Regions from separate parts of the Homo sapiens genome. Here region 2 is linked to region 1. A link is an interaction called in ENCODE POLR2A ChIA-PET data of the cell type or tissue named here. Cell type or tissue: K562. All regions are shown on one strand. Each heading gives the region's core, and the rest is flanking DNA. Links, peaks and the distances in the headings are about the cores only. Region 1 overlaps MRAS (muscle RAS oncogene homolog). Region 2 overlaps ARMC8 (armadillo repeat containing 8).

What was found. Peaks named below come from ENCODE experiments on the same cell type or tissue, not always from the same donor. Only the 100,000 strongest peaks of a DNase experiment are listed, where the experiment ranks them.
Region 2: POLR2A ChIA-PET joins it to region 1 with 5 read pairs; 3 of 35 experiments call an interaction of 5 or more read pairs at or near these places.

What each region holds. Positions count from the first base shown.
Region 1 is chr3:138,392,565-138,407,605 of GRCh38, reverse strand. MRAS (muscle RAS oncogene homolog) reads right to left here. Exons shown (of 6, transcript NM_001085049.3): 3 at 10,129-10,282; 4 at 9,038-9,137; 5 at 6,993-7,072; 6 at 2,073-5,436. The coding sequence ends at 5,337. Among named protein-coding and RNA genes, the nearest start is that of ESYT3, 35 kb to the left of the region's middle. In K562, for the core only: no CTCF peak of the experiment used is centred there; no DNase peak of the experiment used is centred there; H3K27me3 peaks cover 1,727 bases.
Region 2 is chr3:138,188,921-138,203,961 of GRCh38, reverse strand. The region is part of intron 1 of ARMC8 (armadillo repeat containing 8); the gene reads right to left. Among named protein-coding and RNA genes, the nearest start is that of ARMC8, 9.1 kb to the right of the region's middle. In K562, for the core only: no CTCF peak of the experiment used is centred there; DNase peaks (open chromatin) are centred at 3,951 and 6,681.

The DNA of each region.
Region 1 (15,041 bases), core at 2,848-10,847:
AAAACTAAAAGATGACAGCATCCTAGAAGCCAATGGAAGTCTCATGAGGGAGTGTTCAACTGTGTTACTGCTGAAGGGAGCTCAAGTATGAAAAGACTGAGAACCAGCCTTTGAATTTAGCCAAATGGAAGCCATTGGTGACTTTGAGAATGGTGGTGGTGATGGAGTGGCAGGTGAAAGCTCACCTGGAGCAGTTTAAAGAGAAAGAAATGAGAGGAATGCATGACAGTGAGCATAGATTACTCTTTTAAGATGTTTTCTTGCTGGGCTGGGTGCGATGGCTCACGCCTGTAATCCCAGCACTTTGGGAGGCAGAGGTGGGTGGATTATTTGAGGTCAGGAGTTCAAGACAAGTCTGGCCAACATGGTGAAACCCCACCTCTTTATTAAAAATACAAAAATTAGCTGGGTGTGGTGGTGCATGCCTGTAGTCCCAGCTACTTAGGAGGCTGAGGCAGGAGAATCGCTTGAACCCGGGAGGTGGAGGTTGCAATGAGCCGAGATCATCACACTACACTCCAGCCTGGGCGATAGAGCAAGACTCCGTCTCAAAAAAAAAAAAAAAAAAAAAAAAACTTACAAAAGACAAAAAAGAGCAGAGAATCAAGTGGTATCTGGCAAAAGAAGTGGGTCAAAAGAAGGTTTTCTTTTTCTTTAAGATGAGAAAGATCCAGTAGAGGGGAAAATTGGAGTTACAGAGGAGGGATGGGGGCCAGGGTAATGCCTGGTATGTGCTAGTGCTCGAGGAAGGGGCTTGGCTTCAGCCAGGAGCATGGAGGGTTCATCACTAACAACTAAGAAGGCACAGCAGGTGGGTGCAGATGCTGGGGAGGGGGCAGAGGTGGTGAAAGGAGTCTGTGGAAATTCTGTTCAGCTGTTTTCAACCTTCTCAGTGATGGAAGAAGTATCAACTGAGAGTGAGGGAGATTTGACACACACAGAGAAGGCAATGTGAAGATGGAGAAGTAAAAGATATGGAGATGCTGGCCTCGAAGACTGGAGTGATGGAGCCACATGCCAAGGAATGCCAGCAGCTACCAGAAGCTGGGAGAGGTAAGGAGCGAAGGCCCTCCTGGCACCTTCATTTCAGGGCAGTGATACTGAGTTTTGATTTCTGGTCTCCAGAACTGTGAGATAATACTTTTCTCTTTTAAAGCCACTAAGTTTGTGGTAATTTGTTACAACAGCCACAATGAAACTAATATAGAACTAGAGGAGAAAGAACTGACTTAGAAGACCCACTGCCTTGTTCACTACCATATACCTAGCACCCAGACCAATGCCTAGCATATGGTAGTGCCCAATAAATATTTGTGGAAAGAATGAATGGGCAGGAAGACAGGCCTGAGTGGTCCACCATATCACCTCTCTCCCCAGTCTGCAGTCTAGCCTTCTCTGCCTCCAGCCCAGAGGGCATAAGAAGCATCCTCCAGCACCCAGGCTTACATGTTTCAGCTAGAGTTGCCCAAAGAGCTACCAAGAGAGGGTTTTGGCTTGTACTCCCTGGAAAACGGAGCCTGAGAGATTCAGCTTGGTCAAGTACCCGCCCTATTTAATCAACAAAAATGAAATCACATTGTGCCAAAGACTGTAACCCTAAGGATGGGGGAAGAGGGCAGTTTCTATGAAAAGGAATGTCAGGCAGATAATCCAATAGGTGTCCTGGACAAAGAGCACTGTTTCTGGGCTCCTCACCACACTCCTACATTAGCTTTAGTCCTCCAGCTACTTTGAAGTGCACATTAGTGTCCCATTCACAGGCAAGGCAGCTCAAGACTAAGGCAGGTCATTTGCCCAAAGGCATACAAAGGTCGGTAGTAGGGCTAAAATCCAGATCTGCCCAGTATCAAGAGGTAGTGCCTCTAAATGCTGTGCTAGCCTGCCTTCATCCTCCAGCTCCATGCAGGAAGGAGACACCCCACGGCCACCAGTGGGCTCCTCCTTACTTCAGATCTGGTTAGCACCAAGGTCATGCTCTGTAAGACGTGGATGTTCTGGGCAAAACACCAACAACTCACAATGTTCTCAGCAAAACTTCAGGAATACTGGAGTAAAAGGAACTAAGACAGATACGTGTTTCTCTTCTTTATTAATCAGTCGAGAGATACAAAGACTTAATAAAAAGTTACACAGAAGGTTCAAACATCACTGAGATCTTCAGGCATCACTCGTTTCACGACAATGGCCACCTGTTAAGACTATGAAACAGAAGCTGGGCGCTCACAGGCGCACAATAATTCAAGTATCTTTCATTCCAAGTAAACCCGACATGGAATTTCAAACACAATGGGCTGCCAATGGAGGGAACCTGTCTGTGGCTCCAGATTTGCTGTAACATGTCTGAGGGGCCTTTGGGTTAAAGTTGCCACGTTAGTGGGTCATGTCTCCTGGAAAAGTGAGACAGGCCCCACGAGGCCAGCCAGGCATTTTCCACAGCAAGTGCCATGAGAAGGAGGTGGGCAAAGTCCTAAGAGAAACCATCCAGGTGTCCCGAGTGGCAAAGTGCACAGGTAGTAAGTGGCCATTGTCCCCAGCCGTGGGAGTGGAGAGGATGGCTAGGATTATCTCTGGAAAAAAAAGAGCAGCCCTCTAAGGAGGGTGTCAAACAGTGGAAGAAATCTGAGAGCACACAATGGCAAAGGCATGGGGTGAGGGCATTTCAGGAAGGCTGTGCTCCAGGGGATGTGAGGGTAGCACTATTCTCCGGAAGACCAACGGGAACATGAGGATGTCAAACAGCCAGAAGTCCCAGTTGGCTCCTCGGTCATGGTGTGGCGTGGCCAACCAGGTTTCCCAGTCTGACCCTGCTAGATGATAATGGAGGAGAAGATGGAGGGATGTCACGGGGCACACTCTACACTCTACTCTGGCCTATCTGGAAGCTACCTCAGTCATGAGGGCCCACTTCTACAAATGGGGCATTATTTACCCATTTCATTTATGGGGAAATGAGTTCATGGGAGATGAAAGCTTACCAGAGGCTCAACAGCAGAGGATACAGAAGACCAACCCTTAACTAGTCTCTCTCAGGCACCATGGAGTTCAACGTGGGCCAAGTGCAGGATGGATGAACAGATGCACTGTCCCTTCTGTCCCAACTGTGTGGTTGAAATCCCTATGTCTTCTCACCTTTATGGCCGAGGTCTCTGTTCTACATCAGCTGATCTGCTTCCAGTGAGACTATCAAACTCAGTGCTGTCGAGGAGTTGCAGCTCCACGGTGGGCATGGGGTATGCTCGTAGTGGTTGGTGCCCAGCAGGAGTTTTCTGGCTGTGGACACTGCCCTGTGTGCAGGGCTTCTTCTCCTACTCCGCCATGCTCTTGATTCTGAGCATCTCCATCCTTACTCCTTCCTACCTGCCTTTCCTCCGCCTCACCTCCAGTTTGCAGCTGCCATCAAACTGCACACAACAAACTGCTGCAGATACCACTTAGGGAAGCATAAGGATTGGGAAGAGCTTTGTCCTTTTAGTGTTTAAAATACCTCTTAACACTATAGGGTCTAAGGAAACTTTGAAGTGCCTCACCTGGAATGTTCTCTCTTATCCTTCCTTTTAGGAACAGAAAAAGGGGCAATTTAGACAAATAAGAAGTTTGATTTCCAACAAGCAAAAGTCTCAACTGTCTCCTTTTGTAGCAGAATCATTCTCCAGCTGGGCCCCTCAGTGCTGGTGATCTTGCCGAGGTAGGAACACAGCACATTTTCAGAACCCGGGTGTCTTGGCATCCAGTTGGGTGCTCACTTTCCTTGGGTTTCTTTCTCCAGAGTGGCCAGGCCACCTGCTGAGGATATTCTAGTTTGCATAGTGACCTGATTTGTAACATCTAGAAAATAAGGTCACCAGCTGTGCTGCCTTTTATTCTGACCTTTTCTTTGGTGCAGCGTTGTTCCTGTTGTCTCTCCACTCCCACCCCAGCTGGAAAAACTCCAGTCTTTGGCTCACACCAGCAGCACCTGAGGTGGGGGGGCGGGGGTGAGCATCATCAGGGAGCTGGGGAGACTGCCCCCTTGCAGAAGGTATATGAGAGCCACACATCAGCCCAGCCTTCCTTACTTCTCAGATCATTTTATAGTCAAGATTCAACAGGTCAATAAAAATTGCCAAAAAGGCAACCTAGTACTACTTTTACAAATACTGGAAGGGGTCTGCTCATTGACTAGGCTTATAGAGGTGGTAGTCAGTTGACTCCAAGGGAAGATGGCTTCAGGTCTTGGTGCTGTTTTAGTGATAACAGTATTGAATCATTTTTGGTTAAGATCCAGCATGAACTGGAGTTTTCTGGATGGTGTCCACATTAGGTTACTTTGACGTGTCAGTGTATTCGTATCAGAGAGGCACCAAGCAGCACAGCTGATGTGAAAACGCAGCAAGAGACAGATCTGAGAAACCCAGAGCCTCCTCAGACCCCTGGGGAGGGCAGAGAACTTAACCCATACTGTCTGAAAAACAAATGAACATGTTTGCAAAGCCAATCAGCTTACTTTAGTTTATACATTTCCAGGATAATGAAAACCCCTTTTAGAACTGACATGCTCATGACAGCCACTCCCCTCAGCAAAATACAATCTGTTTTCTAATATTTGCATCCCCAACCATAGGAAAATCCTCTGGGTAAATACCTCTCTCTTCTCTCATTTCTAGGCCATGTGTAGGGTCTCTTTCCCTCCCAGGTTTGACCCATGGCCTGAGGCCTCCAGCTACAGTTCCCATTACCTTCTGTCCTCTCAGACACTCTACTTTCAGATTGAGTTGAGTTTTGGCACTGATGGGAAAACTCGGTTAAAAAACAACAACAATATTCCAGATATGTTACCAGAGAGGTCTGCTGAACACTTGAAACTTCACCAGGCAGTGAGCCCAGACCCCTTTAATAAAATAATAATCACTAAAATAATTTAAAAATCTATAAAAGACATCCAAGCTCAGACATTGTGGATGGGGGGTAAGGGAAAGAAGCTTGTTCATGGCTTGTTTTGTACTTTGTATGTGGATAAACACTTCCACATCAAACCAACACTATGTAGTTACAATAAACAACACACCCACCGAGAGAGGGGGAGGAACCGGGTTGAATCAACACATGGGGGGGCCAGGGGCACTTGGATGCTGCTTCTGCTTACAGGTGGCTTCCTTGTCTCTTTGAGAGGTGGGAAAGCCCGTGCCCTCTGGGCAAAGCCAGACCCTGTCTGCTCCCTGCCCACCTGCCCTTCTCCCTTCCTGTACCAAGTCCTTGGGCCAAGGGTTGTGGTTAGAAATGGTTTCAGTGCAGTTAGGTGGGGAGGGGTCCCGAGGGCTGGCCAGGCCACCGTCACTGTGCCCAGGGCCTCAGGCCTGTCACAAGATCACACATTGCAGTTTGTGGGTGCCTGTGGCCCGGTCTCCCCGCCATTTGGTTTTCTTCTTCTTCTTCTGGCTTTTTTCCGGAATCTGTTGCCTTTTGAAACAATGAAGGACAGAAAGACAAAGTCAGAATGGGCTTTGCTTCTCCTCTGCCCCTCTCCTCCCTAGCCCCAGATCTGAGTCAGAGGAGGCCTGTTCTGGCGGGGTTAGTGGGTGAGGGGGATGGGGATGCCATCCCTCTCCCAGTGGCTGTCCTGGCCGCTGGAGGAGGGCCTGGCAGGATAGCTTCTCTTGAGGCAATGCAATGGGGGAGATGGGGGAGGGGATAACCTAAATCGCCCTACTGATGGGAATGACTGACATTATGTTGTAGCTACATTTACATAAATCATAAGCTACATCACGTTTTGTCTTATAGAGTGCTGGCCTCTATTCCTGTGTTTCATAGTTTAAATAAAATGATGGGTCAACTGAGCGTAAAAGCCATTTCATGTTTTCTGTTAACTTTTCCTATGTCTAAAACCTGACCTTGGCACTATAGGTTCACAACCAAGGCATCACCATAGGCTACCTGATGGCAGCACATCCTAATTGGAGGCAAAATGCCCAAGAGCAAATAGTTTCTTTCTTTCTTTTGTAAAGATGGCATTTCACTATGTTGCCCAGGCTGGTCTTGAACTCCTAGCCTCAAGCAATCCTCTTGCCTCCACCTCCACCTTTGCCTCTGAGTGCTGGGATTACAGGAATGAGCCACTACGCCTGGATGAGAAAATCATTTTGAGAGTGCAAAACTGCCAGCAAAAACATAAAGTGAAGAATGTAATATTTCCTCATTACGCTGGGGAATAATGAGAAGATGAGCTTTTTGAGCATGTGGGGGCATGTGTGTATAGTGGGGGTTAGAGCCCCGGGGCTGATCTCACAGCTCACCAGCAGCCCTTGGAGGTGCCAGCATATAGGCCACAAACTCAACGCACAATGTCTGAGACCCGCTGGTTAGGCTGCTGTGCATGTTAAAGATTTGGGAAATGGGATAGCTTGGTGACAGCGGATGCAGCCAGGAGGCTGTTTTAGTCATGAGTGCATGAGGTGATTAACGTCTTGACCCTGACCATGCAAAGGAATATACAAGAAACTTTCATTAGGATTGCTGACAATACTTGGAGATTGACAGCTGGTGGGGTTGGGAAAGGAGATACATGTGCAATGCCTCTGAAATTTGAACCTTGGAATCAGAATATTGGTTGTTCAGGGGAAATATCAAAGGGTGCTCTGATATCAGGGCAGGGAAGAGGAGAGAGACCTAGTTTGTACAGTGTGGAAAGCTTTGGTGTGAGGAGAACACTGAAGCCAGGCTGGAGGGAGCTGCCTTCCAGGGAGCCTGAGCCACTGCATCAGACAGGAAGGCATTTCCACTTAACATGTGCAGCAGACATCACCCACAAACCCGTTAGCAGCTGCGGGGAGGGCAGAGGTAGGTGGAAAAAGCAAAAGAAAGAAATGGAAGGAGGGACAAGAAATCCAAAAATAGGCCCAGAATTCCACAGCCTCATGGCCTCAGAACAGGAGCTGCTTCCTCAAGCTCCCAGCTGCCTCCAGGAGCCAACCCATGCTGTGGAGGCCCGCTTCTAGGGAGAGGGCAGTGCTCACCTAATTACTCTAACGAGGTCATGGAAGGCTTTGTCGACATTGAGAGGTGGGTCCTTGGCACTGGTTTCTATGTACGGAATCTGGAAGGCAAAGCTCAACTTGATCAAAGTGGCACAGAGATCCTCAAAGCCCTGTTACACCCTTAAAAATGCCCAGAGGTTCTGAGGAACCCAGGTGCTTTCAAAACCCCCCACAGAAGCCCCAGCCCCCAATAGCCTCAAGCATCATTTAGGGCTTTTCACTCTTTCAGGTTGGAAAGTGTTACTAATGGCTTTTCCAATTCCCTCTTGTTCTCTAGGCACAGAGATATTTAATAGCTCCCTAAAAATAGAATAAAGTGATCTTTTTATATACTTGAAGATGAAAGACTGTTTCATTTATCAAAAATACATTCTGATTCTATCCATTTTTCTTTCTGAGGTCTGTTGCTCCACCTTGGGATGACTTCTGTCCCTCTTTCTGGGCCCCTCCAGAGTGGACGTGGTAGAAAAGGCTGAGGAGAGGCTGGGCCATGACCAGGATTCTGGGCCCAGGTGACCCTGGCCCCGTCGGAGCTGGCCCCCACCTCATCCCAGCTCTTGTTTGATCTGTATCTATGAGCCTGGGAGCTCAGCCATGTTTACACAAGGTTTTTGTCTGCACGTTCAATGGTGAGAAATCATCACCCGGTCGAAAGGGTGCAGACAGCGGGAGATACGACTGTGGTGGCCCCACAGAGCAGGTTTCCAGGGCCAGATCTGCACCAAGCCTCGGGCTGGCAAAGGGAGGAGAACAAAGGCTCTATGAGGTCAGGACACACTCACTCCTGAGCGCTCACCTTCTCCTACAGCAGGGACCCCACCAAGGCAGGAAGTGTTCATTCCCCAAAGGCGGGGAGCAGGGTGGGGAACACACAGGCCTCCCTTGATGAGACAGATGGAAGTAAGCTGAGTGTGATTAGACTGAATAACTTTGTTATTTTTCATAAGTTTTTCTGATTACAAAATTAATGCCTTTCATTATAATATGCTGGAAAAAGAAAAGCACAGTGAAGGAAAGAAAAATAATCAACACTTGAAATGCATGGAGGGCGACAGAGTAAGTTGTTGTTTTAGAGGAGTAGATTGTAAATCATTGCCCAGAACACAAACCAGTCAGTATCTTCCCATCCATCATCATCGCGTGAGGTTGGATGTGCACACTTCTGTTGTAGCCAACAGACACACAAAGCGCAGAGCACAAAAGGCAGAGCTTAAGCCTTTGAAATATTCATTGGACAAATATTTGAGCCTCTGATAACACTAAATGGAAACTGCTCTTCATTATGGGCTGTTTGGCTTTCCAGGTCTCACTATCCCTGACCTCTTTTAGTCCTCACATTAACCCTCTGAGGTAAGCAAGTATCTCCATTCTGCAGCTCAGGAGACTGAGCTCAGAATGACGCACTTGCTCAAGGTCAACACCGGCTGGCAGAGAATCAGGGTTTGAACTGGGCACACTTTCCACTTTCTCCTGGCCCTGGTAAGGGGTGCTGAGGTCTGCTTTGGAGCCTCTTCCAGGTTGGACACCAAATCCGGCCATGGCAGATGCCCCTGATAAGCGGCCAGTAGAGTCCTATGGGGCCCCTGTAAGTCAGGACAACGTGCATCCCTGCACACACCCAGAGGGGAGGCAGGAAGGCACCGCAGCTCAAGCTGGGACCTACCTGGAGCCCCTTCACATCCTGTACTCCTACCGGCTCAGTAATGGCCCAGGTTCCAGGGCCTCAGACCACTGCCACCTGTGGTCCCACCCCATCACTCAGAAGTCCCTGAGTTGTATGATCCCCCCAGGTCCCAGACACCTTCTACTTTCTTTCTAGGGGACCTGTCTCTACCATTGACGAAACACTGATGTGCATTACCTGGATTCCTGGAATTGCAGGATTTCAGTAGCAACAAGACTTAAACTAAGGGGAGCCCTTCAATAAACAGTAGTTTCATTTCCAAAGACCAGGACTGCAGGGGTGACCAGGCTACAGCTTTTACACATCTCCTGACCCCCTCTACACACACGCACACACCTACATTGTGTTTGGTCGCCATTTCTTTTCCTTGCTCCCTGGTGATCTTCCTCAAGTGCATCAAATCGACCTTGTTGGCCACGAGGATCATCGGGAATGACTCCCTGGGAAATAAAGGAACAGCAGCTCTGTGAGGTTTCCACCACCCCTCACACCTGGTTAAGGTGGCACATTCACATCTCAGGCATAGCACAGCCAGCCCACAGCACCTCCCCAGTCAGCCTGGACTGCAGTCCCTTCCCTCTTCCTTTCCAGAGAGAGGTCAGGGCTTGGGGGAAAGGGCCCGGGGGCTGCTGGCTATCTTGGCTTTAAGCCTCAGGTCCATTGCAAGGCCAGTGGTGAGGACTTGAGGGGCTGCTGGCCAGGGGCTGGCTCCCCAGACCTGGTTCCCATCTCTTGGGTCACTCAGATGTACCAACCACACAACCAGCTGCACAATTAGGATGGCTCCCAGCAGAGGGCATCAAGAGGCATGGCCACCGTAAAGATTCTTATTGACATGGGCCAAATTTTGTCCAAAACTGAATGAAACGACAATCTCACCGCAGCATTGAGTATTTGGCAGCATTGGGTATTTCCATTTTAAAAAATTATAATTTGACAGGTGAAAAATGGTACTTTACTATTTTCCCTATATTTCTTTGATTAGCAAGAAAGTTGAACATTTTCCCACATTTGAGCCATTTTTGTTTTCTCTTTTGCAATTCATGTATTCGGAGTAAAACCCACATTAATCTGTGGGAGCTTTATGTGTATGTATGTGTGTCCCTTTACCTGGTAAACTTATTAACACTTTGCCTTTGGAACACATGTTAGCTAGATTTTTTTCTGTCTTTAATGGAATTTGCTCAAAGCTTGTTCTTTTCCTATTAGTTTGTGCTTTTATTTTCATTACATAGCCTCTTTGAGAATCAACAAGGCCAAATGAGTATAAACCAGATTTCAAATGATTTAATTACTCCACATAAGGCTTAAAAAAATCCACGCCTTTAATTAGGGGTGAGAGAGAGAGAAAGAGAAAGAGAGAGAGAGAGAGCGCCCTAGGAGGCAGGCGCAGGCCTCTTCCCGGTACTCTCACCTGTCTTTGATGCTCACCTGTCTTTGACGCGCAGGATAAGCTGGTGGAAGCGGTCCACGTGCTCAAAGCTGGCCTTGTCAGTGACGGAGTAGACGATGAGGAAGCCATCCCCCGTGCGCATGTATTGCTCCCGCATGGCGCTGAATTCCTCCTGCCCAGCTGTGTCCAGAACTGGGGTGGGATGAGGCCACTCAGGGGCTGTCCTCACCTACCCTGTAGCCCCCACAGCCTGCAAGACTCCAACACTGCTGCTGCTGCTGTCCCTACCGTGGCCCAGTCCGAGCTGTCCCGTGAGAGGCTGCATAAGCTCTCTCTCTAGGGCTGCTCGAAGGGTCCCAGCTGAAGCTCCCCAACCTTAAAGCCGCTTCAGGGTGAGGCTCTGACTCACTGTGGACCCACCAAACCCTTCTCCTCCAGTTTCACCCCATGTGCTTACTAGGCCTAAATTCTCTGATCTACAGACGCGCCTCATGAAGCCAGTGATGAACTCTGCTACACAATCCCTCTGGCCAGACCTGGGCTTGGATCCCTGCTGCAGGGCCTACAAACTGTGACTCTTTGGGAGGCTGCCTGACTCTCTGAGCTTCCCCTTTCCTCCTCTATCAATGAAAACCGTGCCTCTACCTTGCACCCCCTAGGGGAGAAGAGCTTATTTGTGGACATGCCTGGGGGGAAGCCCTGAAGAGGCCATCTGGGCAGGAAGGGCTTCTCAGCCCCCAAGGGGACAGATACCAAGGAGACCCTGGGGGAGGAGCGGCCCCTCACAGCCAGGGCACTTCCTCCTAGGCTGGGGCTGGAAGCTCTTCCTCCTAACCCATCCATCCCCCCAACTACTCCTGCCCAGGTGCTCTCGCCCCTCACTGCCACCTTCCTCCAGCCTCCTTCCTGCTGAGGGAAAGTCTCATCCCACTGCTCACAGCCACAAGCTCGGTAGGCAGGGTGGGGGGTTCCTTTTAGCAGTGCAGGCCTGACCCCTTTCTGCCCTCTGGGGGCATGAAGTCTGAACCTGCAGCATCCTCCAAGCACCTGCTCATGGCTTAGCCTCCCCTGCGTCTTCCCAGTCCCCCTGCTGCCTGACCAGATCCACCTTCCCCTCTCCTGTGAGGCAGGGGAGCGGGTGGTTACAGATTTTGGAGCCAGCCCACTGGGCGGAGTCTGGCTTCTCATGCCTGGGTGTGACCCCAGGCAAGCTACCCTCTCTGTGCCACCATTTCCTAAAATGGGGATGGTCAAGGTAGTTTTCAGTTAATACATGTAATGCCCTCAGTGCAGTGCCTGGCACAAAAGCCCTGTGGGAGGGTCTGCTGTGAGCTTGCCATCCTCACTGGGGTCTTCTCTCCCGCTCTGGCTACCCTCGCAGTCCAGGACACTTTCCTCCAACTCCCCCTTCCCTCCCCTTCTCCACTGGCCTTGGTGAGCGGACTCTGACTTGGCTGTAGCTGGAGCCCCAGGACCAACCCCAGCCCCATGCCAACCCTTCCGGGAACACTTCTGGCCAGCCATGTAGTTGTCCCCAGCAGGACTGTTAGCTCCCAGGGGTAACGGCAGGTCTGTGCCAGTCACCTGTCTACTCATGGCCTGGCCAAAAAGTAGCCCCGAACAGTACTTGAATCAAAAAATAAATGTGAAGTCTGTCCAATCTTGTCATTCATTTAAGGAATGTCTGAGTGCCTGCTAGGTGGCAGGAAGTGTTCTAGGCCCTATGGACAGAAGGCGAATGAGACCAAATCCTTGCTTTTATGGGACTCACCATCTAGAAGCAAGACAGATCAACAAATGAATGGCTGTTATTTTAGTGGAGATAGATACACAGTGTGAAGAATGATATAGTCGGCTGGAGGGTCACTGGCAGAAGTTGGTGTCATTTTGGGTAGGGAAGGAGGACCAATATCAGAAGGTGACATTTGAACAGTGACTAAATGAGGGGCCGGAGGGAGCCACGTGGCCTAGCGGAAGAGCACTCCAGGCAGAGGGAACACAACAAATTCGAAGGCTCAAAGGTGGAGGTGTGCAAGGGCAAGAAGGGGAGTGAAGGGCGTGTGAAGGATGGAGAGGAGGTGGGGGCAGATGGTGGGGCCTGCCACACTGTGTAAGTTTCACTTGGTTCTAAGCAAGACTGGGGCCACTGGAGAGTTTGGGCAAAAGAATGGCATAGTCTGGCCAGGCGCGGTGGCTCATGCATGTAATCCCAGTGCTTTGGGAGGCCGAGGCAAGTGGATCACCTGAGGTCAGGAGTTCGAGACCAGCCTGGCCAAATGAAACCCCGTCTCTACTAAAAATACAAAAATTAGCCAGGCATGGTGTCGAGCGCCTGCAATCCCAGCTACTCATGAGGCTGAGGCAGGAGAATCACTTGAACCCAGGAGGCAGAGGTTGCAGTGAGCTGAGATAGCGCCACTGCACTCCAGCCTGGGTGATAAGAGCAAAACTCCGTCTGAAAAAAAAATAAAAAATAAAAAAGAAAGAAAAAGAAAGGCATGCTCTAGAGGACATCTTGAAAAGTTCATTCTGGCTGCTGGGGAAAACAGAGCAAGACTGGAAGCAGGGAACCAGTGAGGAGGCTAGCACAAGAATCCAGGCAACACATGCTGGTGGAGCCGAGGGCGGGGAGTGGGTGCTGGGGGAAGTGACCAGACCAAGGCCACTTTCTAAGACAGAGTCAACAGGAGCAGAGCTTTCTGGAGGAAAGTGTGGGGATAGAGAGGTGAGAAAAAGAGGCATTGAGGATGACGCCTGTTTCTGGCCTGAGCGTCTAGGGGAATAGTGATCCCAGATGCTGAGGTGGGGAAGTCTGGGTGAGAAACAGGGTTTGGGGGACTCAGTTTTTGACACAGGCTTCAGAGTCTATTAGACACCATGTTTGACTTCCAGTAGGTATTGGGGGACTTAAGTCAGACATAGAGAAGAGAAGAGGGGGCAAGAGATACAGATGTGGGAGTTGCCAGTGTGTAGATGGCAAGGAAAGCCACAGGACAAGCTATCCAGCGATGCCTGGGAATCCACATCTTCTTAGACAGGCACCTTTACACAGTACCCAAGAAAGTCACCTGTCCCCACAGCCCTTCATTGCTGCACATCCCCCAGAGCCATTTGGCACTTCAGAGGGGCCAGTGATGGACAAGAGGACCCAAGAGGTGCCCAGGGCATAAAAGCAGCTCATGGCTACTTCTGCTCCTTCCCTGGGCCTCAGTCTCATGTAGGAAATGAGGGGCGGGGCTCCGGGACCAGCAGGTCCTTACAGCTCTGATATCCTAGAACTATTTCATCTGGATGTGAAATGAAGAGGTCAGAAGGCAGGACCTACAGCCAAGGACCGGGCAGTTTCCCCAGTATTTCCCAGGAGGGAGCAGGAAGACTGCACCTTCAACTGGAGGGACTGCAGCTTTTTTTTTTCTTAGAAAAAAAAAAAAATTCGACTCAGAACTGCAATTAATAAAACAGACGGAAACAGCATGCATTTGGTTGAAGTGTGGGTGGAAAGGCCTGAATCGAAAAGCAGAAGACACCCGGGTGCGGTGGCTCATGCCTGTAATCCCAGCACTTTGGAAGGCCAAGGCAGGTGGATCACCTGAGGTCAGGAGTTGAAGACCAGCCTGGCCAACATCGTGAAACCCCATCTCTATTAAAAATACAAAAAATTAGCTGGGCATGGTGGCAGGTGCCTGTAATCCCAGCTACTCGGGAGGCTGAGGCAGGAGAGTCACTTGAACCCAGGAGGCAGAGGTTGCAGTGAGCCAAGATCACGCCATTGCACTCCAGCCTAGGCAACAAGAGCGAAGCTCTGTCTCAAAAAAAAAAGAAAAAAGCAGAAGACATTAAGGCAATATCGTAATTCATATATTTACAGATTTTGAAGGTATATACTATCTAAATGGAAACTAGAGATCTAGGATATTTTAAAATATGATCATTCAAATTAAAAAAAATTAATAGGGAGTTGAAAATCAAAATGGACCCTATGGAAAGGAAAAACAGTCATCTCAGACATTGAAGGTCTTAGAAATTATATCACCCAGGCTTTCTGGAAGAATTCTTACAAAGTAAAAAATAAAACCATCAAAGAGAAAGAAGAGTGATACTACAAACAGTGGTAAGCGAAGAAAACAGCAAAACATAAGAGTTAAGTTTAAGGCCAGTGCAGTAAGTTCAAGCCTATAATCCCAGCAGTTTGAGAGGCTGAGGTAGGAGGATAGTTTTAGGCCGGGAGTTTGAGACCAGCCTGGGCAACACAGTGAGACCCCATCTCTACAAATTTTTAAAAGAACAGGTAAGTTTAACTAAATGTTGTTGCATAATTTGAAGAGAATAGATGATAATGTAGAACTAAAATCTAAGATGATCCAATGTGTGAGGGTAGGAGCCAGGAAAAAATAAGTACTAAAGTTCTCGCCTCATTTGTCAAGAGGCTAATGATCCTGATTACATCTAGATGCTGATAGAAAAATACGAGTATACACACACATACATATATAGCATAACCAATAGAAGAACGGAAGTAAAACCTCAAACTTCCTAAGCAACACCTCAAACTTCCTAAGCAACAGAGGAAAAACAGGACAAAGTAAATGAAACCAATCCAACAAAAGGCAAAAATAAACTTAACAAAAATAAGCAAATATAATAAAAAGTAGGCATGAAATAAGATGGCTGAAATAAATCTATGACTCATCACAATAAATGCAAATGGATTAAATCCATCTATTAAAAGCAGATACTAAATACAAAATCCATTTGCCTGCCTTCTTTCAAAGACACATATAAAGCAAAATGACAGAGAGGATGAAAAATGGAAGGATAAAAAGAACATGCCAGCCACATGGTAACCAAAAGAAAAGAAATGCATCTACAAAACAGAATTCAAGGCCAGATCATGAAACGGACAAAGACAGAGTATTTATAATCGGAAAGGTACAAGCATCAAGAAGTGCCG
Region 2 (15,041 bases), core at 3,596-11,595, 200 kb after region 1:
AAGGGGCTTACTGAGGCTTGTGATTATAAATTTGACAGGAAACCCATCAGCATGGCTGTTTTTCTCCAGCTACAATTAAATGCACAGAAGCAGCCATGAATAAGAGAGCTGGGGAGAAGTCTGAAGTAAATTTATTCAGGAAAACAAAAACAGCAACAGGTAATGAGTTGTATTCCATTGTGGAAAAGTATTATGTGGAAGCAGTTTTCCTTTTATTAAGGTGACTATCTGTGATAGGCCCCAATGATCCCCACCTCCTGATATTCACGCCCTCGTGCAATCCCTCACCTTGAGTGAGGACTGGATCAAGTAAGTAGGTTCTAGCAAATGGAATGCAGCAGAGGTAATAAGATGCCATTTCAGAAACTTCCAAGTTCTCCCTGCCCCCTCCCTTTTTCTCTAACAGAAACTAGTTGTCAGGCTGTGGAGCTGCCCCGTGGAGAGGCCCACATGGCATGGAACTAAAACCTGCCAACAACCACATGAGTGAGCTTAGAACTGAATTCTCCCTGAACTGAGCCTTCAGATGACACTGTGACTCCTGCTGACACCCTCACTGCAACCACATAAGAGATCTTGGGCCAGAGGCACCAACTAGGCCACATTTGTATTACTAACCTACAGAAACTGAGATAATAAATGATTTAAGCAGCTAAGTTTTGGGGAAATTTGTTACACAGCAATAGGTAACTTATAGGCCTTTGAATTTATCATCCAAATCAGGATAATTTTAAGAGTGAAAGAGGGCATCATTAATAACTGTCACAGAATAATATGCATAAAATAAGATTGTTGGAGACAAATTAAGCTGAGTAATCAATCCCACCTTTTGTTTGTCTTTAATAGTGCAAAAGAAAAGCAGAAAAACTTACAGATAGCTCAGGAAACTAGTGAGATGTCCTAAAAAGGCAAACTACAACAGGCTCTGATTGTCCCTTTGATTGAATAAACTACCCATGACTATGGTGAATTTAAACCATTGCCTTTTGAAAAAAATTTATTCAGGTAGGGTTTAAACTCCAGGCTTGTCATGAATAGGATTTAACTCAAAAAATGGGAAAAATAAGTGTTCAACTCAAGTTTTAGGGTAAAACCATTAGTTTATTAGACAATGAAGAATAAAAATTTGAAGGCTAATAGGAAAATACCAAACTTATTTCAATAAAGTCTTGCTCTGTGTATATTTTATCAAAATATAGTGTTCTTTATTTCTAACATACTCAGATATCATGTAGCAGAAAGAACAAATAATTTGGCATTTGAAGACTTAGGTATGAATTTTAGTTTTACCACTTACTAGCTATGCAACTTTGGAAAAAGGTAAAATTTGAGACTGTTTCTTTAATAATAAAATGGTGATGTTATCACGTCTCAGGCTGTGCCTCAAATCACACAGAAAATCCCTTGTAAACTGTAAAAGTATCCTGAAATACCGATTTTCAGAGTAATTCTATTTCTGTGCAAAGAGGGTAATTTGCTTTGACAAGGGTACTAATAGTCCTCAGTTATTCACATTCATGGTTAAAGTTAAATTATTCAAAAATACCCATCCTCAACTAATAGCAGCTTACTCTCAAACTAAGCTAAATACTCAGCAAAAACCAAATATACTTGTTTAGTATGTTCTAGTTCATTTTCATATCTACTTATTCATTTAATTCATTTGCTCTTTAGAAATTAAAATAGCATTACAATTCCCAATGAGGTATTCTGACCCCAGACGAAATGAATGTTTAAACCAGTGGTTGCTAATCAAAATTTAACATGTCAATTAGTCCACAAACTAGTAGGAACTTCAAGATAAAACTGTTCATAATTCAGCATTGTGAGAGAAAATCCTGGTTTGGGGAGAGATGAAAGAAACAAACACAAAAATAGGAAGTTTGAACTCTACAAAAGTTCGATTTTAAATGAAATTCAAATTGTATCATTAATTTACCAGGAATTATGCCAGGTTCTGGATGTAAACAGAGTTCCTTACCCTCAGGGTTTCATAGCACAGAAAGGAAACACCATGTAAACAAGCAAGTTACAAGTGTAACCATATTAAAGTGATTTAGTGTAATCATAAAAGTGAACACAACGTAAAAAGAAAATTGAAGATATCATTGAAGTTAGGGACAAGATGGAAAATAATCTCTAAGTAAGGATGAGTAATCTGAAAGATTAATATTAATCTGCCAGGTGAAAAAGGGAAGGGTAAGGTCGGGCGCAGTGGCCCACGCCTGTAATCCCAGCACTTTGGGAGACCGAGGCGGGCAGAGAGTGAGGTCAGGAGTTCAAGACCAACCTGACCAACATGGTGAAACACCGTCTCTACTAAAATACAAAAATTAGCCGGGTGTGGTGGCGTGTGCCTGTAATGCTACCTACTTGGGCGGCTGAGGCACGAGAATCGCTTGAACCCGGGAGGTGGAGGTTGCTGTGAGCCAAGAGTGCACCACTGCACTCCAGCCTGGAGACAGAGCAAGACTCTGTCTCAGGAAAAAAAAAAAAAAAAAAAAAAAAAAAAAAAAAAAAAAAAAGGGAGGGGAAGAAGACAAGGACTCTAGGTAGAGAGCACAACATATGCAAGAGCTCTAAAGCAAAAAAGTGTTTGAGAAAGAAAATGTAATTTAGTATTACGATGATATAGTATACAGTTGAGAACACAAAACAATGCTGAAGTGTATTTTTTAACTGAGTTGGTCAAGAAAATATTTAAACAGCTATGCAGACACTATTCTAGGCAACTAACATTAAAAAAAAAAATAGGCCAGGCATAGCTCACGCCTGTAATCCCAGCACTTTGGGAGGCCAAGGTGGGTGGATCACCTGAGGTCAGGAGTTCAAGACCAGCCTGGCCAAGACGGTGAAACCCAGTCTCTACTAAAAATACAAAATTAGTCGGGCATGGTGGCATGCATCTATAATCCCAGCTACTGGGGAAGCTGAGGCAGGAGAATCGTTTGAACCCAGGAAGCAGAGGCTACAATGAGCCAAGATCACGCCACTGCACTTCAGCCTGGGTAACAGAGGGAGACTCCATTTCAAAAAAAAAAAAAAAAAAAAAAAAAAGCCCACTGAAGGGTGTGTACATTTCAACAAAGGGAGAAAGAGAAAAAGCAATAAACATAATAAATAAGTGATATCATTATATTAAGGGCTAGACCCAGCATGGAAAAAATGTTTAATAGCATATTTTGTTTCCAAGTGCTTATACTATACACTGTCACACACTGGAGGGGAGATGGAAGTGGAGGTGAGAAAAGGGAAGGGTGTATGCTAAGACACACACATCACTCAGAAAGCCCCATGCTCTCAGCAGTTCTAATCAGGATCCATTTTTTAAGTCTGAAACATGATTTTGGCTGTCACAATGACAGCAAATGCTACTGATATCTAGTGGGCAAGGACTAAAGATGCTAGATGTCCTGGGATAATAGGCACACATCCCCCAACTTTCCACTCTCCAGTCATGTAGGCAAAAAACCTAGAGTATAATTCCATTTTACATAGAAACACAAAATATGTTTTGTACCATTTTAATGTACAATCGATTTTCCAAGAATGTAACTCATGTGAATAAAGAAAAGGTGGTATTTTGTCCTGGTAGGAACTTTACCAAAAGTCATTCATTTCAGAAAGTCACATAAAAACATTACAACATATATCAGTCTGCAGTGTAACTGTCACATTCACAACAAAACTATGTATATTTACAAACATACCGTTACTTAATTACTTCTGGTATAGCAGGACCTGAGTATTTACGGGTTTAAATGATGTTATAAATTAGCTTCATGCCTTTCTCCTTTATTACAGCTGGAGCATTATATCAACTTTTTAAAAGTTACATGTGAGGACAGTTAACTTATCTATGAATGCCACTTCAAGATAGCCAAAAAAGTGCCACAAAATATCTATTATAAGCAGAGTGTGTGAGTCTGATAGGGTTGGGAAACCACAAACTGAAACAACTCAACCTTCCGGTCAACTGGGAGCCCCAGAACCTCCTTCTATCCCTAAAACAATGTGAAACCAAAATTTGATTTTCTGATACCTCCAAAACCCTCAGTTCAAAAAATACTTCCTTTTGTCACTGTGACAATTTACTAAAATGCCACCAAGTACACTGCTCAGATCAATCACAAATTCTCAATTATTCATTTTAAAGCCCAGTGACAATGTATTTGTACTTGTCCCTACAGAGATTAGGACTACCACAATACAGAATATCAGACACCAATACTTTAAAAGCAGCATTTTACTAAATTGTGCTTTAATTTCAAATCACGTCTTCCCCTTCGTTCTGGTTGTGTTCTCATGAAATCATGAAAGACAAACAATATTAAATACAACTGCCTAACTGCTGCCTGAAGAGTTCTGGTGATGTGTACTATTTCACTGCCAGAGTTAATTTCACTATTAGACAAAACTAATTGTTAGGCAATTCTTTCCTAATTTTGAGGGAAAAAAATCTGCCTCTACTTGGAACAAAAAAGGATAACACTATCCACAAAGACAGACCTTTTACTTGGAGACAGCTATCATGTCCTTCTTAGGTATTCCAAAATTCCTACATTCCAATTTTCTCCAAAAGGAGAAAAAAATCAGAAGAAAATTCCCAAATACTATCCAAAACCCAAGATTTTGATGTAGGCTTTTTTGGTTTTATTTTGTTTTGCTCTTTGTATTCTGGTAAACTTCTAGCCCCATTAGGACTTGATGAGATTTAAAACATTCAATTCCTTTTATACCCCTTGTGTACTATTTTTGCAACCAATTTTATCCTTATTCACTTTTTGGTACGTCAAGTTTCACTGCATCCTCCCTCCCAAGATTAATCAAAGCTCTGTACTGTAGCCTCTAGTAACTTCGGAAAGTTTCTAAAATGTTACTTCACAATGCATCTGGGCCTCAACAGTGTAGAATGTAACATACTAAGGAAACTGAGATTCCTAGCATGGAATCTACTTTAATTTCACAAACACAATCATAAAAACACTAAAATATATAATTTTTAAATTTAATATACTTGTATAGCATAAGAGGTAAGCCTGACTTCTCAGCAAAGACCAAAAACCAGACTTCACGTTATCAAAAATAAATAGTAAATTAATCAGTGCTTATCAAATTTGAAAAAAAAACTCTAAAATATAAGGCTATATGGCCGGGCGCAGTGGCTCATGCCTGTAATCCCAGCACTTTGGGAGGCCGAAGCAGGGGAATCACAAGGTCAGGAGATACAGACCATCCTGGCTAACACAGTGAAACCTCGGCTCTACTAAAAATACAAAAAATTAGCTGGGTGTGGTGGCACGCACCTGCAGTCCCAGCTACTTAGGAGGCTGAGGCAGGAGAATCACTTGAACCCGGGAGGCGGAGGTTGCAGTGAGCCGAGACGGTGCCACTGCACTCTAGCCTGGGTGAGAAGAGTGAGAATCTGTCTCAAAAAATAATAATAATAATAATAATAATAATAATAAAGAATATACAATATAAGGCTATACACACAATTTTGTTTTTAAAAAGTGGGAGTCTGGAGATCTGACTCTGATATTTTATATTACAGTGGGCAAGCCAGCCTCTCCGGTTTTCAGTTTTCCTCAATAAAAAATGACAAGAATGAACTAAAGATTATCTGCAGGTTTCTTCCAAGAAAAGATTCCATGATTTTATACTCAAACAAAGAGGGAGTTTCTTTTTTCATAAAAGAAAAGCCAGGGCACAGTTAGATTAAAAGGGATATGAAGAGCAGCCTTTACTTTTTCTGGAGTTTTTTTTTTGTTTGTTTGGCTTTTGCCCCCAAGAGACAGGGTTTTGCTATGCTGTGTAGGCTGGTCTCAAATCTCAAACTCACAGACTCAAGTGATCCACCAGCCTCAGCCTCCTGAGGAGCTGGGACTACAGGTGTACGGCACCACATCTGGCTCTGTAGTGAGTTTTTAATGTGATAATGCATTCTTATTGCCCTTGTAAACTATTAAATATTGCCATAAAATGCTTGGTGGTCACAAGACTGAAAGTAATTTAGCATTCATGCTTCTAATCAAGTACTATGATGTTTTCCCTTTTAAAATATGGTATAAATCATAAAGAGCTATCTGGCTCTAGAAGATCTTTAAGGTTTCTTCTCACTATTAAATTCAATTCATTTACTCTTCACTGTAGATGAGAATGCTTAAACGGAGGGTCAATAAAAGATACCTCTGGATAGAGCAAATGAGATAAGAACCCACTGTGTGAGACAGCATAATCTGAAAGTCCAAGGGAGCAAGAACTATCTCTGGAAAGCACATGCAAGGTTACAAAAATGATCAGGAGTTTCACAAAGACTGAGATATCCTCTGGATTGGTTGAGGTTCATTTATATGCCTCCCAAGGTGATAAGATGACCCAAGAAGTCCACTAGGATGTATTTAAATGCCAACTTCTCAATCCTCACATAACAAAGTGAGGCTATTCAGATATGGGTGAGGTGTTGTCCTGGCCCATAAGAATAGTTGAAATTATTATTCAAAATTGCTGTCATGTAATTACTTAGAGATCCTGGGTACCATCTTTCATGGCACACCTTCGAAGTAGTATTGTTCAGACAGGCCAGGCGCCTTCCTGATAAAAAAGGGCTTTATTTGCTTCAGATTCTTACAGGCAGTAATAGCCCTGCCTTGGAGCTATCCATGGTGCTTGCCTCAGACTCAGCCCATCATTTGCAGCAGCTGGTGCATTCACTTTCCTATTACAGTACCACTCAAGATCTGTCAGACCTGACCTGTCACCCACATTGTGGCCTGTGACAATCACGGCAATATCGCAGGCCACTTCGAATCTGTCTATTCCACTTTGCCTGTGTCCAGACCCACAATCACCTTACTTTGTAGTTTGTTTGGATCTCCAGATAACCTAGCTTTGCATCCCAGGCCTGCTACACAATGCCCTTTCTGTGAACAAAGTACACCTTCTAGGAGATTACTGGCATACTCTGGGTAAAAAATTGTAGCTCTTCAGAAACAATTCCCACACATAATAGCTCACATGAGTTTTAATACCTTATTGCTACAATCTTTACCATTCCAAAATGATTTTAAATGACTTAAAAAAAAATTTTTTTTGAGACGGAGTTTCACTCTTGTTGCCCAAGCTGGAGTGCAAGGGTGCGATCTCAGCTCACTGCAACCTCTGCCTCCCGGGTTCAAGCAATTCTCCTGCCTCAGCCTCCCAAGTAGCTGGGATTACAGGTGTGCGCCACCACACCTGGCTAATTTTTTTTTATTTTTAGTAGAAACGGGGTTTCACCATGTTAGGCTGGTCTCAGACTCCTGACCTCAGATGATCCACCTGCCTCAGTCTCCCAAAGTGCTGGGATTACAGGCGTGAATCACCGTGCCTGGCTTTTGCTACATTTTCTTGACTCACACTGGGACAGGTGAAGAAGTTAATTCTGGAGTGACTTCTGGGTTTCAGGGAATCCAGCAATCTCTAGAAATTATGCAACTATTTAGGCATATGCATGTTCTCCTGGGAAAGCAGGTATTGAGATTCTCATCCTTAAACAGCTAAGAACCAGAGATCAATACACTGATGATGCCAAAATAATGATCATGACCCCAGATTTAGGTACTCAACCTTTTTTTCCAACTGACTACAAATTTGGCATGTCCAAAATGAAACTCATTTTCCTACTTACTCCCCTAACAAATTCCTCTCCTAATTCTCACCGTCTCAGAAGATGATACCACCTGGCCAAAAAGGCATAAATCCTGTGAATCATGCTTTATCATAATGATCATCATGACTCTTTCCTTTTCCTTAGTCTCCCTTATCCCATCAATCACCATTAGCTTTCTGAAAGCCTAAGAAATTCTTAAAAACACCCCTAAGGCAAAAGAAGCATGTGTTCGATAATTACTTTCCAGGTGGTAAAGACCTCCCAATATTAATAGATCTTATAGGTTGAAAACTCCCCATTGGACCACAACTTTTTATTTTTAATATAAAGCCTTACACTGTTTCATCATTCCTCCTTCCTCTAATACCTACATTATGAATATGCTAGAAAATGTAACTCTTCATTCCTCTGAAATTAGGGAATGTGGTCAAAACAGTTTTTTTTTTTTTTTTCAACAAAATGACAAGTGGTGGGGCAGGGGGCTATTTCTGTAAAACTGCTCTTATTTGCAATACCTTTAATTTCTATCTCAACAGTCCCAGGGATCATAGCACTACTGTTCAGTGAAGGCAGCTGCTCTCCAATTTCTAGAGGATAATAGGAGCTTTGTTTTTTTTCATGTAATACCGTCTCTTTACCCAGAAGCCAACAGGACAGATGGTACTGCAAAACAAATGCCAAATCAGAATTGAAAAACATACAAGTCAGAATCACTGACATTCCTGTCTGCTGACAGTAAGTATTTTAAAATTTAGCGAAAATAGGAGGTGATAAGAAGGCTAGGTCTCAAAAGTAAAATCTGAAGACCCTACATAAATGTGTTTCTGATTCTTTGCAGAGTTTAAAAGACTTCCTGAACATGCACTATCTTAGTCTTTCCTTAAATACACAGCAAGATGTCCAGAAACATACAATGAGCACCTCTCATTTTTCACACACTGCCATTAAAGATTAGAAAGTTCACATTGATTCATTGATGAATTTATTTTTATTTTTTTGAGATAGTTTCTTTTTTTTTTTTTTTTTGAGACGGAGTCTCGCTCTGTCGCCCAGGCCGGACTGCGGACTGCAGTGGCGCAATCTCGGCTCACTGCAAGCTCCACTTCCCGGGTTCACGCCATTCTCCTGCCTCAGCCTCCCGAGTAGCTGGGACTACAGGCGCCTGCAACCATGCCTGGCTAATTTTTTTGTATTTTTTAGTAGAGACGGGGTTTCACCATGTTGGTCAGGCTGATCTCGAACTCCTGATCTCAGGTGATCCACCTGCCCAAGCCTCCCAAAATGCTAGGATTACAGGTGTGAGCCACTGCACCTGGCGATTTACTGATGAATTTATTTTAGGACCACCTACTGACATACCCTGTACTTATTAGTGCTTTGTAAACTAATGGCAAACTTTAAAATGTGCTGTACAGATTTTATTTTGCATTTATTACTAAAAACCTAGGGAGGCCAAATTTATGTTTACAGGATAGTGGGTTCGACTTCACAGCAATTTTTTTTCCTAATTATTGCCAGTTATGGATGTAAGAGAATAAATCATTAAGTAGCTATAGGCAAGGCCAACAATATGCTTATAACTGTAGAGAACAGAACAAAATGAAGGAATATCCAGATTTGGAATACCCTATACAGTTCTAACAGCTATTTTTCAAAAAAAAAAAAATAATGACAGCTGGGCACGGTGGCTCACGCCTGTAATCCCAGCACTTTGGGAGGCCAAGGTGGGCAGATCACGAGGTCAGGAGATCGAGACCATCCTGGCTAACACAGTGAAACCCCTTCTCTACTAAAAATACAAAAAAATTAGCTGGGTGTGGTGGCAGGTGCCTGTAGTCCCAGCTACTCGGGAGGCTGAGGCAGGAGAATGGTGTGAACCTGGGAGGCGGAGGTTGCAGTGACCCGAGATCGCGCCACTGCACTCCAGCCTGGGCGACAGAGACTCCGTCTCAAAAAAAAAAAAAAAAAAGCTGGGCGCAGTGGCTTACGCCTGTAATCCCAGCATTTTGGGAGGCCGCGGCGGGCGGATCACGAGGTCAGGAGATCGAGACCATACTGGCTAACACAGTGAAACCCTGTCTCTACTAAAAAATACAAAAAATTAGCCGGGCGTGGCAGTGGGTGCCTGTAGTCCCAGCTACTCGGGAGGCTGAGGCAGGAGAATGGCATGAACCCAGGAGGCGGAGGTTGCAGTGAGCTGAGGTCGCGCCACTGCACTCCAGCCTGGGAGACAGAGCGAGACGCCGTCTCAAAAAAAAAAAAAAGACGTAATGCCACTGGGAAAGGACTGTAAAGAAGACAATTAAAAATCAACAAGTGCCCAGCTGTTTATAATAGCCTACAAAGTGATTCAAAGACAATTTGTTACCTTACCTCTCTACCATTACAAAGTGACCAAAATTAAATGCAACCATCCTTTTAACAGGGTCTTTCACAGAGCGTAAGTTTTCATTTTGGTAAAGTCCAATTTATCAATTTTTTAATAAGTAATGCATTTGGTGTTATGTCTAAAAGTTATTCACCAAACCTAAGGTTCTGCAGATTTTCTCCTGTTTTATTCTAAAAGTTTTATTTTATGATAAAATCTATGATCCATTTTGAGTTACTTTTTGTATAAGGTATGAGATCAAGGTTCATCTTAAATTGTGGTTAAGAGGATGAAAAGGCAAGTTACAGATTAGGAGAAAATATTTGCAAATACCTATCTTACAAAGGGTTCAGATTTAAAACATATAAAGAGCTTTTGGCTGGGCACGGTGGCTCACGCCTATGATCTCAACACTTGGGGAGGCCAAGGTGGGCAGATCACCTGAGGCCAGGAGATTGAGACCAGCCTGGCCAACATGGCGAAACCCCATCTTTACTAAAAATACACACAAAAAATTAGCTGGGCGCGGTGGCACACGCCTGTAATCTGAGCTACTTGGGAGGCAGAGGCCCGAGAATCTCTTGAGCCTGGGAGGCAGAGGTTGCAGTGAGCTGAGATCACACCACTGCACTCCAGCCCGGATGACAGAGCAAAACTCTCTCAAAAAATAAGATAAGCCGGCGCGGTGGCTCACACCTGTAATCCCAGCACTTTGGGAGGCCAAGATGGGCAGACTGCCTGAGGTCAGGAGTTTGAGACCAGTCTGACTAACATGGTGAAACCCCATCTCTACTAAAAATACAAAAATTAGCCAGGCATGGTGGTGGGCATCTGTAATCCCAGCTACCTGGGAGGCTGAGAGAGGAGAATCGCTTGAACCTGGGAGGCAGAGGCTGCAGTAAGTTGAGACCAGGCCATTGCACTCCAGCCTTGCCAACAAGAGCGAAACACATATCAAAAATAAAATAAAATAAAAATAAAACCTATAAAGAGCTTTTAAAACACCACAGTAAAGAAGCAAACACTCCAATTAGAAAGTGGGCAAAAGGACATGAAGAAATATTTCACCAAAGAGAAAACATGGATGGCAAATAAGCGAAGATTTTCAGGCCAGGTGCAGTGGCTCACACCTGTAATCCCAACACTTTGAAAGGCTGAGCTGGGAGTATGGCTTACACTTAGGAGTTCCAGACCAGCCTGAGAAACATGGTGAAACCCCGTCTACATGGCCAGGCATGGTGGCACACACCTGTAGTCCCAGCTACTTGGAAGGCTGAGGCAGAAGGATTGCTTGAGCCCAGGAGACAGAGGTTGCAGTGAACTGAGATCACGCCATAGCACTCCAGCCTAGGTGACAGTGCAAGACTGTCTCAAAAGGATAAATAAGCCTGTAATCCCAGCACTCTGGGAGGCCGAGAAGGGTGAATCATGAGGTCAGGAGATTGAGACTATCCTGGCTAACACAGTGAAACTCCGTCTCTACTAAAAATATAAAAAATTAGCCAGGTGTGGTGGCGGGCACCTGTAGTCCCAGCTACTGAGGAGGCTGAAGCAGGAGAATGGTGTGAACCCAGGAGGCGGAGCTTGCAGTGAGCTGAGATCACACCACTGCACTCCTGCCTGGGCAACAGAGGGAGACTCCGTCTCAAAAAAAAAAAAAAAAAAAAGGATAAATAAATAATAAAAATATTCTCAACATTATTAATCATTAGGGAAATGCAAATTAAGACCATGATGAGATATTACTACACATCTACTAAAACAGCTAAAATAAAAATAATAACAGTATCAAATGGCAGTGAGGATACAGAGAAACAATGTCTCATATATTACTGGTAGAAATGTAAAATAGTACAGCCACTCTGGAAAAGTTTGTCAGTTTATTTTAAAATTAAACATGCATTTACCATCTGATCCTGCAATTGCACTCCTGGGCATTTAGCTCAGAGATATGAAAAGTTATGTCCTTACAAACCTGTACATGATTGTTCATACTACGTTATAATAGCCAAAAACTAGAAGCAACCAAAACGCCCAACAGGTAAATGGTTAAACGAGCTGTGGTACATCCACACCATGAAATACTACTTAACAATAAAAAGGAACTACTGCTACATACAACAATATGGATAGATCTCAAAAGCATTATACTGAGTGACAAAAAACAACCTCAAAAAGTCACATACTGTATGATTCCATTCATATGACATTATAGAAAATGACAACATTATAGAGATGGAGAACAGATTATGGTTGCCAGGGGTTAGGGATACCTGTTGCGGGGAGAGGCTGGGTAGGTGGGACTATAAAGAGGGAATATGAGGGAGATCTTTGCGGTGACGGAATAGTTCTGTATCTTGACAGTGGTGGTAATGGTAACACAAATAAACATGTGATAAAATGATACAGAAACAGATACATACTTATACCAAGATCAATTTCCTTGTTTTGATACTATAATGTAACTATATAAGATGTAACCTATGAGGGAAACTGGGTGAAGTGTACACAGGGACCTGTCTGTACTATCTTTGCAACTTCCTGTGAATCTATAATTATTTCAAAATAAATGTTTTTAAAAATGCAATCAACATAATTCAAAAGTATAGAAAACATTGCAGAAATTTATGAATTTGTTGAAAAGGGTGATGTTGTAATGTTAAATGCAAACCAAAGAGGGATGGGGTGGTCATAGTGCAGTCTAGAAACAGGGCTGGAGAGTTTGTCCAACCCTCCAAAATAGATAGTTCAATCAAACATTTACTGAGTACCTAGGATTTGCAAGACAAAGTGTTACTTCTGAATTAATTTACTCTCTAATACGACAAGATAGAGTATTATTAAAGACCTCTGCAAAAGCAGTTCCCTTTGCCTTGTATGCTCTTCTTCTGTCACTTTTTCTAGTTAGTTCTTACTTATCCTTGAACTTTCAGCTCAGCATCACTTCTTCAGGGAAACCTTCCCTAGTTCTTCCTATTGCCCTCCATATTAGATCAGTTTCCTCTATGACATGTTTTGAACAGCACCCTATATACTTCATTCATAATACTAATCACCATTCACAAACTGTGTGATTATTTGATATCTATTTTTCCCACTAGGCTAACATTTCCAAAAGGACAGAGGTCTGTGTAGCTTACGGCTGTATTCCCAAACTCAACACCATGCTTGCCTAGCAAATGGCAGAAGCTCAAAGTAGATGTACAGAATATATATATACAAAGTTAAAATTCATATGTACAAATGAGTAAGAAGAATAAGATTTACTGGAGTTTGGAAGAATTCTGTATCACTCTAACCTGAGAAAGCCGGTTTATACAGGATAGCAGGTTCATGTAGAAGATAAAGAATCTCGGCCGGGTGCAGTGGCTCACACCTGTAATCCCAGCACTTTGGGAGGCCAAGGTGGGTGGATCACTTGAGGTCAGGAGTTTGAGACCAGCCTGGCCAACATGGTGAGACTCTGTCTCTACTAAAAATACAAAAAAATTAGCCAGGCATGGTAGTGGATGCCTGTAATCCCAGCTACTCAGGAGACTGAGGCAGGAGAATCGCTTGAACCCCGGAGGCGGTGGTTGCAGTGAGTCGAGATTGCGCCACTGCACTCCAGTCTGGGCAACAAGAGCAAAACTCCATCTCAAAAAAAAAAAAAAAAAAAAAAGATAAGAAAATAAAGAATCTCAACTCTGAAGCTGAATATAAACTTGGGCCTTTGGGCAAAACAAATTCAATCAAGAAAAGAAACCGAGGAGCGGCTGTAGGAAGAGTTCTTTAGGAAAATTTAAGTAGACATGGACTTGCACTGAGAGTGTAAGACATTAAAGACAGTAAAAATAATTAAAAGGACGCTGTGGTAGTGCAGGCACAAAACAACAAAGTCCTGAATGAGGGTGGTCATGGGAAGAGAAAGATATAAGAAACACTAAGAATAAAGAAGCAACAGAGCTTAACAACTGGTAGATACAGGGGGATGAAAGGAGGAAGAATCAGAGATTATTCAGGAGGTTTAACAGTTACTTATCAGTGAAAGATAACACCATTAACAGAAATTGGGAACTCATAACTAATTCCCCTTAGGAGAAGGAATGTGCTTTATTGGAAGCGATGGGTGTCATCCACACAATTTAAGATGTAAGACTAGATGTAGAAGAAAGTCAAGGTTGGCAATGCAGATGTGTGAACTGATCAGTTAAGGGTACAGGAAAATCAATGAGATTTCCCAAGGAGAAGGTATAAAGAGACTCAAATGGAAATCCTTTAAAACAACTTGAATGCCTCCTTGCTGAAATTATGTTTATCAAATTATAGCGTCACCCAGACTATGAGCTCCTGAAACGCATTTCTGATCTCATCCTTGCATTCTCTAACGTATACAATACAGAGCTTGTACGTAACTGGTACATTGTAGCTTATTAAAGGAATCAACCATTCAAGATAATTTCTGATGAATGTTTCCTGTTCTAGTTTGCATTTCAAAACATGGTGCTCTGGGTAGTACTTTGAAAGGTACAGGTTTCACTTTAAATTAGTAAAATCAGTGAATTGAAACATTTTAAATCATTTATCCAAAAGCTCCTACTTCCCCAAGGCTCTAGGAGTGAAGATCTGATAGACCAGACTTTGGGACTACGGAAATCCTTTTTTTTTAATTAAAGAAAAAAAAAAGCCCCTAATGAGACTAGGGCTAAAGGCAAATCCTAAATAGAAGTATTAATAGAAAATACTCTTCAAGAAGTTTTTGAATAAAATAAGCAGAAAATATTATTTACCAAGGAAGTGAAACAAATGAAAACTTTCAATCATATGCATTATACAAGTTGACAACATCCAAAAAGTAAACTTCAGGTGAACTGAAGGATAAATGAAATCTAAATGAATAATTAAAGGAGAACTGAGAACAGCCAAGACACATACTATTTTTTTTTAACATAATGAGGTAAAAGTCATTGGCCTGCACTCCCACAGAATATTCCTGGGTATTACAGTCAGTGATGGAGTAACAGGCTAATCTGATCTAATACT